Regions from separate parts of the Homo sapiens genome. Here region 2 is linked to region 1. A link is a loop called in an ENCODE intact Hi-C map of the cell type or tissue named here. Cell type or tissue: A673. All regions are shown on one strand.

Region 1 (8,000 bases):
CTTTACATCCTACAAAGATCCACAGCTTCTACTAGAATTATCGGAGTGTTTGTGCATGTATGTATGTGTGTCTGTGCGTGCGTGTATGTGTGTATATGTGCAAATTATCTTTCCAGTTTGGAAGGCTGGTGGTTGCATGTAGGCATATATTTTCATAGGCTCTCATTTCCTGAGGCTTTACCATTTGCTTTAGAGATTAGGGAATGCCCATTCCAAAAATAGCCAAGTTCTTGGTGCATAAAGGATGTTTTTATCTGCCAGCCACCACTGCCCAGGCTGCAGTTCAGGCTTTCTCTTCTTCCTGTCCTCCCGCTCCTCATGTCTTTGCCAGTGTGCCAGAGCTCTGTGGGTGGCCCGCTGTCATCACTCTGCACCTGTCCCAATTAGCAGGCCTGAGACGCCGCCAAGGCAGCTTGCGTGCTGTGGACTAGTGCGTTGTGTGACCTCATGGCTGGCAAGGCAGCGGCTCTATGGTATGTGGTGTCTAGACGCCATTTGTTGGGCCTGCCCGGTGGGCAAAAGCTGTGTGTGGTATTGGAGGTTTCCCACAGCTGTGTTCACAGGCTGAAAAAGACTCACCAGAGGCTGGACAGCTGGGACCAGGTCATCCATCTCAGTGCCCTCAGAGTTCATCACGGGCCTGACACATGATAGGTGTTCATAGATCTTTGTTGAAATTACAGTGGTTTAGGGCAATATTGATTTTCAACTGTTGCCACAAAATCTGGGAGAGTGTTGAGATGAAGAACATGAATGCTGGAGGCAGAAGGACCCTGGGTTCAAATTCTGACTTTGCCACTTTCCAGCCATATGACATTAGGGAGGTGTGACAATGACCCCATGTCTCAGTTTCCTTATATTTTATGGGGACACTAGTAGCCCCATCTTATAGAGTTGTGATTATTAGAACAGCTTATTCTTGAATAGCTCTTAACACATAACCAGGCATGTGCCTAAGGCTCTAGAGATGCTACACTTTTCATAATCACCACATTTCATCTGCAGTCGCCCGCCAGCCTGCCCACTGTCATCATTTTCTCATTCTGATGTTCTACATATGTGACATACCTTAAACACTACCTTTTTTTTTTTTTTTTTTTTGAAACAGAGTCTCTCCCTGTCGCCCAGGCTGGAGTACAGCAGCGCGATCTCGGCTCACTGCAACCTATGCCTCCTGGGTTCAAGCGATTCTCCTGCCTCAGCCTCCTGAGTAGCTGGGATTACAGGCGCGTGCCACCACACCTGGCTAATTTTTTCTTTTTTTCTTTTTTTTTTTTTTTGTATTTTTAGTAGAGACGGGGTTTCACCATGTTGGTCAGGCTGGTCTCGAACTCCTGACCTTGTGATCTGCCCACCTCAGCCTCCCAAAGTGCTGGGATTACAGGCATGAGCCACCATGCCCGGCCTAAACACTGCTTTTAAAATATTACTAGTAAATGAATTCAGCAAAACTATTTCTTTCTCTTTCTGTGTTAAAGGTTTTAAACTGGCTGTTAGGAACATGTTCCCTGAGATGGGGCATTACCGTCTTCATCCTCTTTGCAAAGACAGGGGGAAGGGACTAGGAGGCCTGGGACTTCCTTCTGAATCTTCTACTTTCAAGGAAAGGACAACAAAATACACAAATGTTAATAGACCACACACCTTTCTCCTTAAATTCAGGAGGTCTAGTGTGACTCATTTTGCTGTCAGAAGCTATTTTACTGAAGGTAGAAAACAATAAAATGCAATGGTGATATAATTTGGATATTTGTTCCCTCTCAAATCTCATGTTGAATTGTAATCCCCAGTGTTGCAGGTGGGGCCTCGTGGGAGGTGTTTGGATCATGGATGTGGATTTCTCATGAATGGCTTAGCACCAGCCTCTTGGTGCTCTTGTCGAGATACTGAGTGAGTTCTTGTGAAATCTAGTTGTTTAAAGGTATGTGGCACCTCACCCCCGACTCTCTCTCTCTCCTGTTCTGGCCATGTGCCTGCTCCTGCTTTGCCTTCTGCCACGACTGTAAGTTTCCTGAGGCCTCCACAGAAGCCAAGCAGATGCCAGCACCATACTTCCTGTACTGCCTACAAAACCATGAGCCAATTAAACCTCTTTTATAAATTACCCAGTCTCAGGTATTTTTTATAGCAATGCAAGAATGGCCAATTGAAAACCAGAACAGATATTATTTCGGAAGCAATAAGTATTAGCTAAAATTTAATGTGCCCTAAAATGTACCTACGAAGTTCTGTGACAAAAAGAAAAATAAGCTTATGGAAGTAAAAACAGATATGAGGGTAGCATTTCTTTAGGATGAAAAGAAAGGAGAAAGCATCTGTAGGGCCCATCTCGATGAAAGAACTCTGGTTGGCTGAGATGGCTCCAGGTTCTGCAGAAAGCTGATGAGAATGGAATTTTCCATTTTCCAAAGCAAGTGATAGTGAGCTTTCCTTAGGTATTGATGGGATCCAGCCTCCTTCCTGCATACTGCAAGAGAAGTGGGAGTGGAGATTTGAGGCTTCTGAAAATAGAACTAAATTAGTTTCACCCTCAGAGCTGTAATTTCCTATCCCCTTACCCCACCTACACACACACACACACACATACACACACACACACACACACACACACACACACACAGGCGCGCACACAGGCACCTGTCCATTTCATTTCCTTCTGGACTATATGTGCAGGTATTAATTGTGTAGTATTAATTTATTGTGTAGAATGACTTAGGAAACGTTTCTACACAAAGGGTAAAACCTTCAGGGTACTAACTTGGGGTTCATTTTGGTCACGTTTTACCAGATGGCACCAATGTCAATTGCTGAGTCTCTGGTGTACCCCGAAATCTGGCTTCTGAAGCCACCAAATCATATCTTCTTGGTGAATCTATATACACATTATGGATAATTTCACCATCAGCAGCAGCAGTCTCTTTGTCTTCCAAGGACAAAAAGAGAAGACAACTTTCATATTAACATCATTAAATAAAAAGTTAAAAAGTAAATTTCCTTATTCAACCACAAGGTGGAGCATTTAACCCAGAATCAGCTGCCACTAAATCTGTTCATAATATTTTATTTTTATGCGAGCATTTTTACTGTTTGGGGAAGGGATCTAAAGCTGAAATAAAAGAGAATATTGTGTCTTAAAAATCTTAATTTTAAATAAAACCCAGCAATCTATGCTTGAATACGATTTTCTAAAAAATGAGCTGCATTAGAAAAGATCTTAATGGTTAAATTGTAAGCAATCCCAGATTATTTGATGTACCAAGTGACAGATTTATGTAAGCCCACAGCTTCAAATGGACAGATTTGTAAAATGCAGGAGTTATAAATAAGAAACCTAGATTTTTTTTGTTGCATTCAAATTGACTCGAGAAACCTAATTCATCTGTCTCCTTAGACCTAAATTTTTACCACTACATTAATACAAACCAATTTTCATTATTATATTTGTTTGAAGACTACCTTTAAAGGCAAGGCATAATATGTAACACAAGTGAGAAAACTCCTTCCAAATCAAAGGTCTTAAAAAGGATGACTTTCACCTAAGTTGATGACAGTTAAATGAAAACAAATTATAATGTATTTTGAATGTGCTTAAAACACAGGTTGCAGTTGACCTGTTCTCTTGTATATAAAAAGAACCAATAAATTTAAGTAAGAGTTATTGCCTTATACCATGAAAACTACACAGGGCTTTGATCATGTGGTCAGGAGTAAGTTCCAGGAAGGATCTTACCAACTCAATGTACAGTTCATGTGTTTCCAGAAATACAAAGAAGGATGGGGATCGCAGAAGTCACATTTTGTGAGATGGAGCCAGCCGCACTGGGTGCCTCCTGGTGATGTCTAAAGTGAGTATTAACAGCATCCTCAGAAGAACAACAGGCATTCTCAAGGGACTTTTGTAGAAAGGGTTCAATTGGACATACAAAAGTGGGGGAGGGCAGGGAAAGTGGCAGGGCTGTCTTAGCTAGGGAGGCGGTGGGGACATCGTGAAGTGACTCAAAGCACAGGTATTGGTGCTTTCTTTTTTACTCAACTTTTCATCCAGGTGTCTTTGCTTTCACCTGCTTCTACAGGATCATGATTCTCTAGGAATTATGAGCCCATTCTAAGGCTGAACCCTGCCTTAGTCCACAGGTAGGCATCACTTCTGTTTGAAAGGAAAGGTGTAGGTTACTGAAAGCAAGAGGCACGCACAGATGAAGGAGAATTCCTATAACTTCCTAGCACAGGGATGCGTGGCACTCCTTGGAGACTGGGGCGTCTGCAGGCTTTGCTGTGGTGCCACCTAGTGTTGACAACTATCATTGCAGTTTTTTGATGGTACTGGTTCTGATGCTGACCACCGGCTGCTAGTCCCCGAACTGCCAAGCCCTCCTTCATCTCTGCAATTTCTCTTAGATCAGAGAAAGTGGAATGACCCAGCTTCCTGGGCAGTAGAGAGGACCACAGGCACATAACAGAAAGTGAGACAGGGTTTGTTGAAGAAAAGATGTATTGCTTAGTTTTACAAACCTTTTATCTTCTACAAATACTTTGTTGTAACAAACAGCCCACCTGATCACCAACTCCACTCCCATTATCATAAGAACATGCGGAGGGGCGGGGGGACACTCAGGTCTTTAATCTACTTGATTTTTGTGACTTCCATGGAGTTACTTGAGGCACCACCTCAAGGGCCTAAAGCCACACTCTCAGGCCCTAGGTCGCTGGCTCCATGGCAGGGATTCTCCTCCAACCCCAAGAGAAAAGAGAAGCAAATAAGTAAAAACAGCTTTCCCTTTTGCATGTTTGACTTGCAGCCATTTGTATGTGTTTCCTAGAACTCCTGTAACAATGTACCACAAACTGGGTGGTTTAAAACAACAGAAATTTACTTTTGCACAGTTCTGAAGACTAGAAGTCCAAACTTAAGGCACTCATAGGGGCACACTCCCTCTGAGTCTTTGGATAGAAATATCAGAGGCTTTTGAACCAGAGTGACTCTATCTGGAATAGGGGCTGGGTAAAGTGAAGCTGAGACCTACTGGGCTGCATTCCCAGGAGGTTGGGCATTCCAAAGTCACAGGATGAGATAGGAGATCGGCACAAGATACAGGCCACAAAGGCCTTGCTGATAAAACAGTTTGCAGTAAAGAAGCCAGCTAAAATCCATCAAAACCAAGATGGTGATGAGAGTGACCTCTGGTCGTCGTCACTGCTACACTCCCATCAACGCCATGATAGTTAACAAATGCCATGGCAATGTCAGGAAGATACCTTAAATGGCCTAAAGAGGGGAGGCATGAACAATCCACTCATCTCATTGTTTAGCGTGTAATCAAGAAATAACCATAAAAATGGGCAACCAGCAGCCCTCGGGACTGTTCTGCCTATGGAATGGCCATTCTTTATTCTTTCACTCTCTTAATAAACTTGTTTTCACTTTACTCTATGGACTTGTCCTGAATTCTTTCTTGCAAGAGATCCAAGAGCCCTCTTTGGGGGTCTGGATCTGGACCCCTTTCCAGTAACAGAATATTTCCTTGCCTCTTCCTAGCTTCTGATGGCGACCATCAATCCTGTCCAATCCTTGGCTTACAGCTACATGGTTTCAGTCTCTACATCTGTGCCCACCTGGTGCTCTCTCCTTGTGTGTTTCTCTTGATATAGTCTTCCCTTTTCTTATAAGGCATCAGTCATATTGGATTAGGGCCCATCCTAATGACCTCATCATAACTTGATTACATCTGCAAAGACCCTATTTCCAAATAAGGTCACATTCTCAGGTACATGGGATAGGTCTTCAAAGTATCTTTTTGGGGGTCACAATTCAACCCCTGACCATTCTACCATTTTGGCTGAGAGGTGTCCAGTGCAAAATCAGAAGTTTTTAGACATTTCTTTGTAGAATTTATATAAATTTTCAAAACATTTTTTGCTCCAGTAAACTAATTTTGTTTTCTCTGGAGCTGAGGCACACAAGTCAATACAGTTATCTCATGCTTGCCAACAAAGCATCCTACAAGACATTTAACAATTTTTGAAAAGCTCTACAGCAAGTTAGGGACAAAAGTGCTCTCTTTATCACACTCCCTTCCAAACAGAACAAAACAAAACAAAACAAAAACTTCAGAGCAACTCTATAAATCATAACAGAGAACAATGCTGTTCACTGATAATTATTTCAAAACTTACATCATGAATTTGGGCTTATCAAATACCGTGATACTTTGAACAACTCCACTAAAAGAGAGAACAGGGACATAGTGCTTATTTGATTTTTACCTCAACATTTGGTTTCATTTCTGATTATCCTTTCTTGGTGCCAAAAATTTTGAGAATATTAAGGAGTTGGGACATTCCATATAGTTCCTAGGTGAAGGAGAATGGTTCCATATAACATTTACATATGAAGTTATTTAAAAAATATTTCCAACTAAATGTAAGAACTCAACATTTGCACCAATATAGAAATTGTGTAGAGCTATCATCAAAATGAAAAAACAGATTTTTAATTTACCACCTTAGTTAGTCCTAAGTCGTGGTAAAATATCAACATAGCTTATGAAAAAAAGCAATAGATGATTAATTCAGAATTGGAAGTGCCTCATGTGGATGGCCCAATTATCCATGTAGATAAGACAGTTGTAATTTCGTTTAATTTAGTCATCATTAAGGGAAGTTATATTTAACTCTGAGTCTAAATTCCACAAAGCAAAATTTTAAAAAGCTCAAATTGTCCAATAATTAATTATCCCTGATGCAGTTAAAACAAATAATTTGTTTTCATCTGATTTATGAACACTCAAAATCATTTACTCGAAGCCAATGACTCAGAAAATAAAATATGCAAGAAGTAGGTATGCTGGTTTATTTTAGAAAAATACTTAAGCAATCATTTAATTTCTAAAGGAAATCCATGCATGTTTTCCTTATTAGTTGCAATGTGTTACAACAATATAGACCACTGGTATAATGAACATTGATTTGTTCAAGAAAGAGCTGGGAGACTGTATTGTGTAGTAGGTAAGGATGTGTCTTCTGAGAATCTTAGCTCAACAATTTACCTACCATGAGCAAGTCCTTTTATCTTTTTAAGCCTTGACTTTCTCAAATATAAATTGAAAATATTAATAATAAAGACAGCACCTAATTTTATTTATGTGGCAGAGAAAATACTATGAGTTTTCCAAATAATTTTATTTTCTATTTGGGCACACAGGTAGACTACACTTCCCAGCTTAACTTGAACCACGTGGATGCTGTTATTAATTCAGGTCAATGGCATGTGAGCAGAACAGGTGCATGTCATTTCCAGACCTGGCCTCTAAAATGTTCCATGAGCCCTTTGGCTCCAATGGTCCAAAGGAAGAAGCCTGGATCCCTGAATCACTGCTTAAAGAAAAGGGACTTCGAGATGAGTAAGAAACAAATCTCTCTTTGTTAAGCTGCTGAGATTTTGCGATGCTTGTTACAGTCATTCACATGGTCCAAATGATAAACTACATCAAAAGGTTGTCATAATATTAAAAGAGACAGTAATCATAGAGTGCCTAGCATGGACTAAGCATCCAATAATTGATGGATATTATTAATGTTAGTACTTAAAAATCAAAGAAATGTATAATGTCCTGTTGAACATCTAGCCTTTGATAATAGTTAAAATATCTTGAGAAAAAATATAGATATTGATTATACATATACATACTCTATTCTATAATGCATAAAATTATATTACTTAATGTAGTATAATCTCTCTCCATATCTTCTGAAGCAGTGCTTTAACATTGGTATTAAGGATTGAATAAATGAATGATAGTTTCAGTGCATAAATTAGTGCATGAATACAGTGTAATGGAGGAATATTTCCTGTTTAATTGCACTGGGTAGAGTTACTATGTACCCTATACATATAGACATTTTTGAAGACTCAAGAATGACAAATTTACTTAACCCCAAAGGGGAGGAGGAACACAAAGGTAGCTTCAACAAATATTATATGCTAGTTCTTACCTGGTACG
Region 2 (8,000 bases), 230 kb after region 1:
CAACTAACTTTACCTTCAATGTTTTTCCTGAATTCTTTTCTCCCCACCTTCTTTCCTGTCCCACTGCCATTGCCAAGTTAAGTCTTTTACCATCTTTTGTCCAGATATTTACAACAGTCTTTTAATTAGAATGCCTGGATGCAGTCTGGTACCCATCAAATCCACTCTCCATGTTACCCTTAAACGTATCCATGTTTAGACCATTTCATTTGTTTCCCATGAACTCCAATAAAAAGTTCAAGTTCTTTACAGTATTATTAAAGACGTTCCTTATCCAGAAGACCCCACCCAAACCTCTGCTTATTCTCCAGCCTTACCTCTCTGTTTTTTATTCCAGCAACTGTCAACTTTTCATGGTCCCTGAAGCACATCATGATATATTGCATTCCTATGGCATTTCTGTGTTCTTTTGATCTGAAATGTGCTTCTGCTCTAATCCCGTCAACCCTTTAGGATTCAGAAAGGGTTAACTCCCTAAGTTACCCTTTCACACACACACATATACACACAACCTCTCTCTCACACAACCAATCTCTACTCACACACACTCTCACACATGCTAACATATATGATAGATGCCGTCCTCTCTGATCTCATAGAACCTAGTTTGCACTTCCCCATTTGCGTTTAATCCTATGCATATGCGTGTGTCTTTCCCAGTCTTAGTCTCCCTTAAATTTCCAACATCATAGGTAGGCTAGAGATATTTAAAATTGTTTCATGCTGCATAATTTATTATTCTCTTCGACCTTGAGATTTTTTTTTTTGAAATATGATCTGCCAGAACAGATGGCCACTAGAACTCTTCGTAGCCTCACTCCTGCAAACGTGCCCAAAGGTACGTTTCTGACTTTGTGGTACCACTTATATGTTTAGATGAAAGATAAATGGAACTGAGATTTGGGGGCATCTGTCTCTGTCATTCATTCTTTATAATTCTAGCTCACATCTGTAGGTGCAAACTTGAACCTAGAATTCAAATAATGCCAACCATACAAAGTTGCAGTGTGTGTGAATGTCTGTGTCATTGTTTGCCAATTCCCCTGCCTCTGCTACTAAACTGAGCACCTCTATTTCCCTCATGTCTTTCTCAGTGGTTACAAATGGCAGGTCTAAGGACAGGTATCTAATTAAAGCTAGGCCAATTACAGTATCTCTGGCCTTGGCCATGTGAATTGATACAAAGGTAGGTTCCCAACGCCAATCACGTTCCTTCTCTGGGATTGTATATACTGGAATAAGATGAGATTGAGATCTAATGGATAGACATAAAACTCAGAAACTCTTTGGAGCTGTGTATTAGCAGCATCTATAGTGAAAGACAATGATATTGATGCTATGATGAAAATAGGTTGCTTGTGAATTTTAATGCGCACGAAGCTAGACCCTAAGAGGAAGCCAAAGTATGACAGCTCCAATCAATCACATCAGGCTGACACAGGTAAGGTTGTGAGCAAGACATTTGAGGAGGTGTGACTGGGCAGGAGCTGTTGAGTCTGGGCAGCCTCAGGCTTGTGAGAGTTGTGTGCAGATAATAAATGTCAGAACCAGGCAAATCACTGACAGCCCTAGAACAGGAGATCTCCCCAGCAGACAGCGATCAGTCACAGGCTTGTCTCAACAGAGAATGGGAACTTGCGAGGGCCCAGGCAAAGGATCACAGTGGCCTGGGTGGGCAGGCCAGCTTGTAATGTGTAGACAAAAGCAATCAGTAGAGCCACAGGAGAAGACACTGGGTTAGGCACGTGGACTCATTGTCTGGAGTCTACTTGCCATCAGAGTTTATTACCTCCTTCAGCAGTTACTTTGGAAAGGTTTACAATCTCCAATATCAACATGAGTTTTATTAGAATCTTTAAATATTTAATCCTTATTAAATCTTTAAATATCCAGCTGCCCCCAAAAAGCAGATGCTGTTCTGCCAGGTCATTGACTGTGTGAGCCTCCATATTTATTTGAAACTCTCCATCTTCGAGTCAATGGAAAGGAAAGAGTATTAGCTCTGAATTTTCATATCGCATTCAATCTTTTAAGTCTTATATGCTCTCAGGACTTAAATCTCAACAAATGGACTTTCAATAGAAATCCTTGTAGTCACTATTAAAAAACCAGTTTGTGAGTTTTTATTTCCACTCAAAGCATGACAAAAAGGTACAGAAAGAAAAAGAAGAAAGTCCTGTCTAAAGTAATCACCATAAGCAAGTTAAGATAATTAGCTCAGTGGGAAGTTTCAGCAAAGGTTACTTCAAAAGGGTGAACCATGCCAATGCATTATAAATGAGAGTATTGTATCTGGAAGTAATTGAAGATTTTTTAGGCTTGGAATGAGAAAAGCAGGAAAGCCTGTGTGCAGTAGCTGTATCTATTTGGCTCTAGTTTATAATTCCATGTTTCATATTTTTCTTTTCAACACATTTTGATAGACTGTATTGTGTGGCAGAATGCAATCACCCATAGGGAAAGCATTCTACACTCTTGCCTTTCACTCACTCCCCCGTTGGATCAGTCATCAGGTCTTAGAGCTTAAATTTCACAGACATTCCAGGAATTCTTTTCTCCTCTCTTTCTCTACTTCCCAAGTAGAATTTTTTCATCTTTACATGCCTAGTGCTTAGTAGAGTGTCTGGCACAAAGAAGATACACCATAGCATTTGTTGAGTGGATGAGAAAATGAGAGCAAGGCAGGCCATTGCAATCTACTCAGCTCCGTGGTGGAAATTAGGACTGCCAAGCTCCAGTTTGAACTCTACCACAAAACTAGCTGGAAGAACTTTGGCAACTATTTTATTTTAGGTCCTCACATATTTGGTTTTCTTACCTTCAAAACACGTGAGTTGTGGTCAATGTCCCAAAAGTACTCTCTGATTCAAAAATCTGTTACATGTAACCAAGAAATAGCATTAAGAAATTACTACTATTCTCTCTAGTGTATTATATTTATACTTTAAAAAGAAAAACAATTCTCTTTTGCTGAGTATGACCAAATTATTTCATTGTTGTCTTGTCATAGTCTTCTATGCCTGGAGATAGTTGACCTTCAAAATCTCTTTGTTTGCTATCTAGTACATGGCTCTAAAATCTTTAAAGTCAAGTATTATGTATCATCCAACTTTGTATCGTAGTACCCAGAATAGTGCTAGCACGTAGTGATGCTCAATATATATATATTTTTTTTAAATTTTTTGAGACAGGGTCTCACTCTGTCACCCAGGTTGGAGTGCAGTGAGGCTATCTTGGCTCACTGCAACCTCTGCCTCCCAGGTTTAAGCGATTCTCATGCCTCATCCTACCAAGTAGATGAGACTACAGGTGTGTGTCACACACCGGCTAATTTTTGTATTTTTCGTACAGGCAGGGTTTCACCATGTGGCCAGGCTTGTGTTGAACTCCTGGCTCAAGGGATCAGCACTCCTCAGCCTCCTAAAGTGCTGGGATTACAGGTGTGAGCCACTGCCCCCAGCCGCTCAATATATACTTAATGAGTGAAGTCGTGAATGTCGCTATCTAGTGGTAGTCAGTTAGAATTGTAGGCAAAATGACTGAGGGATAAATCAAACATCTAAGGTGTTTTGTTTTTCAAAAACGAGTTTGTTTCTCCCTCATGTAAAGGGAACAGGAGTTGATATAGCATCTCCATGTTGTTACTGGGGATACAATTATACCTGTTTCAGTACTACTGAGTCAATACTGCTTTTCCAAATATTGGTGTTAAACAGTTAAATGAATCACTTTCATGTACATAGCATTAAAATGTTCTAGAAACTTCTGTAACTATGATTTACTGCATTTAGATTTTGACATATAGTATGTTGTGTTGTGCAGTCTCAAAGCTGTACTGACAACTAACCAAATGATGACATTTGGTATCCACACAGTTAAATATATATCTTATATTATATATATTATACATACATAAAACAATATGTATGTGCATGTATATAAAACCTTACAGAAAACTGAAAAATCGTGTTTGATTTTTTTAATATGACCATTTTTGAATCATATGTATTCGACTCTCATTAAATCTATATTGGCACAAAATCATGTAAGAATTTGGCACTTGTTCAGATAATTCAGTCAGTGCAAATAAATGCTAACCAGGCAGTTCTTAAAGGGTACTTTTTGTTCATCAATCAAAGCATTTACCATTGAACTCTAGTGATAAAGTGTTATTCTGTAGATCACCCTACAATCTACAACATATTCAAGAGCACTTTTTATTCTCATTTTGTATACTACTTTGACATCGAAGTAATGTATAGATTTCTTAAAGATCTCTCACTGAGCCATAAAGTTTAATTCTACGTAAGATATGAGGAACAATCCCAATTAATGAAATTGAATGCAGTCTCTTGCTTTCCTGGTTCTGATATGCTTTTTTAGAACTTTTCTACAGGATCCCAGAGTACCTGTATGTTCCTTAAAACTGCCATTTCCACATTAAATATTTGCTTTTGTTTAAACTGTATAGCAATTTTGGCAAAGGAATTGTATTAGGTAAGATTAGGTTGGGTAGCATATCACACACACATACATTCACACTCAAACTAGAATAACAGAGACTTTAATAATTTTTTTTAAACTAGTTTGTTTCTCGTGCAAAGGAAATGGGAGTTGATACAGCATCTCCATGTTGTTATTAAGGATACAAACTCCATCAAACTCATACCTCTTCCATCCCTAGGATATGGCTCTTGTCTTCATGGTCCACCTTGGAGACTAGAGCTCAGCCATTACACTCCTATTTCAGAAAGCTGAAAGGAAGGTAAGACAGAAAATGGGAGAAAAATCCCATTCCAGCCATCTTTTAAGGAGGTTTCCTGAGAATTGACACAAAATATTTTATTACAACTTATTTTCCAAAACTCAACATGTAAAAAACAAAACAAAACAAAACACTAGCTTTAAGGCTACCTGGAAGATGTAGTACTCGCCAGGCATGGTGGCTCATGCCTGTAATCCCAGCACTTTGGGAGGCTGAGGCAGGCAGATTGCTTTACCTCAGGAGTTGGAGACCAGCCTGGCAACATAGCGAAATCCTGTCTCTACAAAAATTACAAAATTAGCTGGTAATGGTGACGTGTGCCCATAGTGCCAGCTACTAGGGAGGCTGAGGTGGGAGAATCACTTGAGCCCAGAGGTTGAGACTTCAGTGAGCCACTGCACTCCAGCCTGGGTGACGCAGTTAGACCTTGTCTGGAAGGAAGGAAGGAAGGAAGGAAGGAAGGAAGGAAGGAAGGAAGTAGGGGAAGATGTAGTCTTTATTTTAGTCAACCCTCAGACTTCTTTTATCAAGGAAAATGTAGAAAATGAATATTGGGTTACACAATTGTCTCTGTCATGGGGCTTGAGTCAATAAATCACGTAAATTTATTCATTCAAAGAGATATTAGTTTCCAGTTTTATTATCATGAGGCTAACAGAAAGAAGTTATCTATAAAGCCCCAAGAAAGAGGATATATTGAGTGAAGTTATTAAGGGGAGTCACCAGAATGAAAGAAAAAAAAAAAGCAAAATAAAAAAACATTATTAGCATATTTGGATTTTACAGATTTTTTTTTTTTTTTGCAAGTAATGTAGACTTACTGGAAAAATTACATGGATTGGTCTTCCTACCCTCCTAAGCATTTTACACTTGGAGTAGTAACAATATTTAATAACAATTTAACTATTCGATATTATGGTTTTCTTATCTGATACACGTATACATAGATGTACATGTAACCAGACTCATAGAGATAAAAATAGAAATAGAGATAGTTCTGAGATCCTACGATTAATATAAGTAAATACTGTTAATATTGAAAATGATACTCCATTGAGTTTGTTTTTCTATTATTTTCTGTATTTATTTAAGCAACAGAGAAGAAAATGCATTATTTTTAAGTTAAGCAAGTCAAAGTGTTACTAAAATTGCCAATGATTTATAATAAAACATTGTATTCAAGGGTATTACAGTATTTTAATGAATTGGCCAAAAGAATGAATTATTGAGGAAGTAGGATGATCTGATATAGAATTTTGCCAAGATTTATTCTCATGTATGTAGTCGACTTTCAGCGCTGTAGTAGGAATAGGATTTTTATCATTGCTTAATTCATCTCATGTGTATCATCACAAATAAATAAGTCGACTAAATATTACCTTCTTTAACAAAAGATAAAAATGCTTTAGCTTCACTTATAATTTTTTTATTTTAATAAGAAATAAACCTACTTTAAGTTTATTCTTTTGAAGCTATGGTTACTTTTTCCAGAGAACTCTCTCTTCTGATACTTTTACCTTTGACTTATTTCAAAGGTAAAGGTATTTTATTTCAAACTCTTATTTCCATATGGAAGTTTATCCTAACAAAAATATTCTAGAATTTTCCCCACTTTTTGTATAGGTGTAAAATATCCGTGTGGTATCAAATATAGATATCAAATATCCGCATGGCCTTTTTAATTTTTCTACTTTATTGGGACTGCTGTTACTAAATTATTACATAGAATATTCATAAGCCCTTTGATTTATAGTTTTATAAAATGCATTTGTAAATTGGGTCGTATCCGAGAAGAAGATAAATATTACTCTGGCGTACTTTTCATATCTGCTATTTTCCTTAAATATTATTTAATATTAATAGTAAAACCACATCAAGATAACTAGTAAGCTGCTGTATAGCAGTGCTAAGCCTAAAAGTGTTACTGCAACATGGCAACATTATCAGAATCTTTTTTTACTCATGAAAAGCGATTTATGGAATAAAATATATTATCTCTGAGCTTTGTTATAAAAGACAGTTTCATATTATTTCAGCCACCATAGATACATTTAATATCTTGATTATAAAATCTCATTTTGCAAAAAAAGAAAAAAAAATTAGCTAAATTAGAACCTAGAAACAGTCCTGCACAGGCCAACTGATTTTTGACAAAGGTGCAAAAGCAATGCGATGGGGGGATGAGGAATGCTTTTAATAAATGGTACTGAAGTAGCTGGCTATCCACAGGCAAAATAATCTGGTAATAATGAACCTCAACCTAAATCTAATACCTCGTACAGAAATTAAACAAAAATAGATCATAGGTTTAAATATCAAATGTAAAATAATCAGTCTTTTAGAAAGAAGCATAGGAGAAAGTCTTCAGGACCTAGGGCTTCATGAAAAGTTCCCACGTATGACCCCAAAGCACAATCCATAAAAGAAAAAAAATGATAGATTGGACTTTATTTAAAAACTTTTGTTCTGTGAACGACCCTGTTGGGAGAATGAAAAGATGTGCTACAGACCAGTAAAAATATTCGCAAACTACATATTTTGTAAAGGACTCAAATAATTCTCAAAAACTCAACAGTAAAATAACCAAGCAATCCAATTAGAATATGGGCAAAAGACTCAGGTGGACATTTCACTGAAGAAGATGAATGGCAAATAAGCTTTCGAAAACATGTTCAACCTTGCTAGCCATTACGGGAATGCAAATTAAGGCCATGATGAAATACCACTACACTTAATGCTTTATCCGTTAAAACAGCTAAAAAACAGATTATAAAACTAGATACTGGCAAGGACGCAGAGAGGATCTCTCATACCTTGCTGGTAGGAATGTAAATAACTTGGAAGTTTCTTTAAAACTCAAACATACATTTATCGTACATCCCAGTAATTGCACTTCTGGGCATTTATTGCAGAGAAATGAATACTTATGTCCACACAAAAATCTGTACATGATTGTTTATAGCAACTTTATTTGTCAAACCAAAATGCCCTACAATAAATAATGGTTAAACAAAGTGTGTTATAGCCATATCATGGACTGCTTGCTCATCTAGGAATGAACTACTGATACATGCAGAAACTGGAATGGATTCCAAAGGCATTACGCTGAGGGAAAAAAGACTATCTCCAAAACTCACATGCTGTATGATTCCATTTGTATAATCTTCTTGAAATGACTAAATTACAGAAACGGAGAACAGATTGCTGATACCCGGGGTTATTGATGGCAGAGAGA

What was found. A loop is a pair of places that touch in the nucleus more often than their neighbours do. Peaks named below come from ENCODE experiments on the same cell type or tissue, not always from the same donor. Only the 100,000 strongest peaks of a DNase experiment are listed, where the experiment ranks them.
Region 2: a loop joins it to region 1, with 4 times the contacts of the local background. A loop is called at or near these places in 2 of 110 quality-filtered maps.

What each region holds. Positions count from the first base shown.
Region 1 is chr21:26,712,365-26,720,364 of GRCh38, reverse strand. No RefSeq gene overlaps it. Among named protein-coding and RNA genes, the nearest start is that of ADAMTS1, 130 kb to the left of the region's middle. In A673, CTCF peaks have their summits at 3,026 (motif pointing right) and 4,288 (motif pointing left); DNase peaks (open chromatin) are centred at 3,014 and 4,264.
Region 2 is chr21:26,485,484-26,493,483 of GRCh38, reverse strand. All of the region lies in intron 2 of CYYR1 (cysteine and tyrosine rich 1), which reads left to right. The region is part of intron 1 of CYYR1-AS1 (CYYR1 antisense RNA 1); the gene reads right to left. Among named protein-coding and RNA genes, the nearest start is that of CYYR1-AS1, 84 kb to the right of the region's middle. In A673, a CTCF peak has its summit at 3,521 (motif pointing left); DNase peaks (open chromatin) are centred at 2,513, 5,203 and 7,503; H3K4me3 peaks cover 1,605 bases; H3K27ac peaks cover 7,863 bases.